2 separate regions of the Mus musculus genome follow, and region 1 is linked to region 2. Evidence: chromatin loops called from intact Hi-C (ENCODE). Cell type or tissue: gastrocnemius. All regions are shown on one strand.

Evidence for each region. A loop is a pair of places that touch in the nucleus more often than their neighbours do. Peaks named below come from ENCODE experiments on the same cell type or tissue, not always from the same donor. Only the 100,000 strongest peaks of a DNase experiment are listed, where the experiment ranks them.
Region 1: it touches region 2 in a loop (4-fold over the local background); 3 of 42 quality-filtered maps call a loop at or near these places.

Annotation. Positions count from the first base shown.
Region 1 is chr2:159,999,386-160,001,885 of GRCm38, reverse strand. No RefSeq gene overlaps it. Among named protein-coding and RNA genes, the nearest start is that of 9130015L21Rik, 16 kb to the left of the region's middle. In gastrocnemius, a CTCF peak has its summit at 1,226 (motif pointing right); a DNase peak (open chromatin) is centred at 1,258.
Region 2 is chr2:159,644,909-159,647,408 of GRCm38, reverse strand. No RefSeq gene overlaps it. Among named protein-coding and RNA genes, the nearest start is that of 4933416E03Rik, 300 kb to the left of the region's middle. In gastrocnemius, a CTCF peak has its summit at 1,355 (motif pointing left); a DNase peak (open chromatin) is centred at 1,353; H3K27ac peaks cover 288 bases.

The DNA.
Region 1 (2,500 bases), 350 kb before region 2:
TGTATGTGTGGAGCGGTTTCTCCTTCTCCTTGTCGTCCTCCCCCTCCTCCTGCTGGTCCTCCTCCTCTCCCTCCTCCTCCCCCTCCTCCTCTTCTTTTTCTTCTCTTCCTCTCTCTTCTTCTTCCTCTCCTTTTCTTCCCTTTTCTTTCTTCATCACAACTTATTTTTTACTTGTCAGTCTTCCTTCTTGCATTTTCTTTCCTATTTTGGTTTCTTTAAATACAAACATCAGATTTTTTTTAAGGTAAAATTCCTCCTTTATTTTTACCGATAATATTACAAACAGCTCATAACAGCAATTCTTCCTTCACTGTGAAAGTGTGCATCTCTTTCTCTTCTGGTTCAAGCATCTTACCCATTGTACAACTCTCACAACAATGATAATGGTCTTAGCTATTTGTTACTGATTTGTTTTTCTTAGCAAGGATACCTTTATGTTGAGGTGTTTACCTAGGGACTTGTTTTACATGTTAAAATTTTTTTTAAAAGTCCCAAGAATTCAAGTCAATGGCTAAAACAAGCTATCAAATATGGAACTTAAAACTGTTAAAAATTACTAACCTCCTTAGTGATCAAATTTGTAAAAACCAAGTCATTTTTAAGTCTAAAAGCTATGCATTTAAACATGACACTGCTCCATTCTTGAGGATGAAGTGAGATGGGCATTTACATATATGCTTTTGTGGAACTGCACATTGGTTTAAAAATTACAAGCAATAACTTCAAACATATATTAAGAATATTAAATATGTTTTGAAATGTGGAGTACATAAAGTATCATGGGTCTCATTAGATATAAGTGAGCTGTTAGAAACAAAATTAAAAAGAATGAAACGATAAAGGGGCCTGCAAATATTTCATTGTGGAATGTTGTGTACTCACCAACGTGATGTAGAAGGAAATTTTGAATGACATGTTTGTGACTTCAAGATAACAAGCCAACATAGACCTGTTGTGTGTAAAATGTTATGTTAAGATTTTTCTTTCTTTTTTTTATTCTTTTTAAGAATAATATCCCTTCTTTAAATTAAGTGTCCAGGAAGGATAATTACTGAAATCTCAGAAGAAGATTTTTTTCTAGTTGTTGGGCATATTATTAATCTTTTTATTTATTCGTTTATTTTCTGATATTTTGCTGTGCAGGATTGCCTGCATCTCAGCAGTATCCTCACCCTCTCTTCCCTCAAACATCACCCTTTAGCCAGTTTACACAATGAAAAACATGGCCAGTAGAGGGCACTGAAGATACCAGACTGCAGTGGACTCTCTCCTGGTTCCAATATGGATTCTCCTTTGGCAAGAGGTGGCCCTTGAGGCATCCAGTGGCATTCTACCACCAGGACCATTGTCCACGGGCAGGTTTACACAGCATCCCATAAATGCATCCCATAAATGCGCAGCTCAGGGAGTTTCCTCTATTGTTCTCGAGCCCAAGTACCACTCATTGATCAGAAGTGGCTCCTGGCTCTAGGCTAGGAAGAGAGATCTCCGTGTGCCCCTTCTCTAGGTTCTGCTCCTGATCTTGAAAGGAGTGGCAACTTCCTACTCTACTAATTGGTGATTTGGGGAGTTAGGTCTACCAATCCCGCGTTAGATGTAGCAATTCATTACACAATTTACGTTTAAATTGACACATGGTTTTAAGTCTTGGTTGGATCTGATCTATGTTATAGTGTATTTTGCCACATTTTCTAGGATTCTACCATAAAAGTAAACTAAATTCATGTTTGTTTTCCATTTATTATGTTCATCTCTATCTATCTATATATGGGTATCACTCCAACAAAGGAAAGTAAGAATGATTTTATTTTCTTATGGTAATGAAAATAAAGAAAATATAATCAGTATCTTGAAACATTTGCCTGTGTATAAAAATTAGTAATGTACCAATATCTAGACATCCTTGTATGTGTATCTTCTAATGTAGAAATCTTTTAAAATGTTTTTTATTATTTTTAATTATGTGTATGGTTCCAAATCTCTTTTTCCATAGCCATATCGTTATCAAACAAATCACCTGTTTAGATTACCTAGTTGGAGCCTAGGGAGTCCACGGGACACCACCATCACAGAAAAGTCAAGAGGGTTACTCTTCTTCTTTCCTGGAACACCACTCTCATGCAGCATTACTCTGCCAGGTCGCCATGCTTTGCTCTGACGCGTCCTACACTGATGTTTTGGGCATCCATTCCTACCTCACAGTGTGAATTAACTGCCCTTTCTTCTCTTCCCTCCCCTGCAAGGCTGTCACATCCCAATATGTAAGCAAGGGTCTCTATAGCCGACCTTTGGCATTGCCTCAATTTCTTCAAATGCCGCTCAAGGGTTAGGGTCTAAAGCGAGTGGCCTCTTTGGGAGTATTCAGAGTCACCCTATAGTTATTAGATGTGGGTGTGACACCTCTCTAGACTTATGCCCTGACCTTTCTTACGTCAGCAGTGACTACTCCTCGCTTTGACTCAGTTTCTTCTTCACTGTGGGATCTTAGGCTAGCCATTTC
Region 2 (2,500 bases):
GATCTATTTCTACACTGAATGTGGAAAACTTTGGTCATCATCAGTAATGAGAGGAAGTCATACCAAAGTTCATGGAATGGCATCCAGTTGGAGCGATGCTTATATGGTGCTCTGCAGCATCCCACTGAATCAAGACATCCAAATATCAGCTTGCCATCATCTGTCCCATTTCTACACTACTGGCCAGCCTTTTTTTTTAATAATATTTTAACCCCCATTTCACACACACACACACACACACACACACACACACACACAGAGAGAGAGAGAGAGAGAGAGAGAGAGAGAGAGAGAGAGAGAGAGAGAGGAGATATAAATGACAGTATGAATTCAAAGGAGAACCGAAGTGAGTCTTCTCCTCTCTTCTTGTCCTGTGGATCTTTTAAAATACATACAGCATCATGTTGTGATGAACAACCACAAAAGATAGGTACAAGAGCTATGAGAAGGGGCATGAGTCCATTCAGAAATAGTCTCCCAGGGAAACAACAAATTTGAAGGATGGGTGGAGTTAGCTAGGCCAAGCTGGGTGTGACAGGGAAGGGACACAGCTGGTGCTAAAGCTTTGTGACCCAGAGAATCAGTAGCTTTTTATGACTATTAATTAAGGAACTGAAACAGCCCTGCAATAAGTGGGAGTTGCAAGGGAAGGGTGGTGGAGGGGGTGCAGGGAAGGGCAGTACAGGGGGGTGGAGCAGAATTGCCGGTGAAGAATAATTTGTTTTTTTTTATCCCAAGAGTCTTGGAACATAGTGATGGGTTTCAAGCAAAGTGCGGCAGAACCAAAATGTGTGTCCTATAAGAATGGTCTTAGCAACGTGGAACCAGACAGGGGTGTCAGTAGTGATAGGCAGTGCAGACCACCTGTGGAGGTGGTGGGTATCAAGGAAGATGGGAAGCTTCAGGAGACATTTTTAGGTGGTCTTATGGGAAGAACTCTGATTAACTCAGTGGACAGAGGTGGGGAGAATTCTGAATAACTCACAAAACTCCCTGGAACTGGATTCTAGATTACTGGAAGACACAGTGGGCAGATACCAGATAGCTCAGAACAGCCACTAGTTGGATTTAAGAGGTAGGTATTTTAAGTTAGATTCCTTTCCTGACCTTCTAGACAAACATAGCCAGGTCTGGAGTTGGGATGAGAGATCTAGGTTGGAGAGAGATATTTTATAATAGTAAATTTCAAAGTTATTATTCATTGGCTACTTTTGTGTGTAGGATAAGTATGAGTTATGTAACTCATCTCGGATTTATGTAAGTGACTGATCACTCTTGTGTTGCAGAGGAAGAGGAGGCTCGGGGACATCTTATTGTCTCTGCTTTTAACCATTGTGTCACACTGCCCCCTGCTGAGCACCTACTAAGTGCCATGCTCTGATGAACACTGATGTTTAAGGCATTCTAAGGAATTGTGTTCGCATAGAACTGACAGAGAAGCTGTGTGTCTCCTGTAACAAGCAGAAGAAATGTGCGAGATAGAAATGCTGCCTTTTGTCAAACTGCCACCTACCCCCAATCACACCCCATCAACAGTCACATGTAAAGATTTTTACATTATTTTTGAGACAGGGTCCCACTAGGCAGTCTTGGCTGGACTGGAACTCAGCTGGACTTGAACACACAGACATCCACCTGCTTCTGCCTGTCAAGATGCACACCATCATGCCTGTGTCAATGCTGTAATTTTAAATCCTGGTTACAGGGTCAGCAGCAGTGATGAGAGCAGCCAGCTTCATCACAAGTGCCTAGAGCAGCAGGGGATTTATCTTTCCTTTACACTTAGAGAAAGTTTTGTCCTCCCTGCCTCAAGTCGCACCTTTAATTTTCCTTAAGTATATCCCACAACATAAAAATGGTGACATTTGGATTATCTTGTGAGAGTAGTAGCATCTTTGAACAGAAGTTAAGATGCTACCCTCAGCCTGTGAAATTGCTAACAAAGGAGAACATACAAACCAAAGCCCAAGGGACCTACTATTTTGGGTGCATTTTTCCTGGTAATATATTTTATATTGAAGGTTTATGAGAGAGGTGAATGTGCTGTCTGTAAGGCACCTGACTCTTACACAGGAACAGAGGAAAACGTAGAAGGGGGTTGGAGAAGTAATAGAATTCATTTTTCCTCTCATGTCCCCATAGCATCTCAAAGTAGGACTCATTGCAATTGAGGTCATATACTTGTCCACACACTGGTCCACATGCTCACACGGACACTTCCCAACCCAGATGAAGAACACTATCGAGAATGTTCCCATTTCTCTGCATGGCCCACTACTTTCCCTTCATCCCAGGTACCTTCATCTCTGTGTAGATAGATGCTTCTAGAATGTCATCTGTAGAAACCTCTCATTCCAAAAAGGCCTTTATGCTCCCAATTCTTTTTGCTCTGCTTCCTATATTTACTGAAACTATCCAAAAAAAAAAAAAAAACAACAACAACAAAAAAACCCATATCAGTACAAATCTATCCATTTCTTTTTTTTTTCCCATTTTTTAT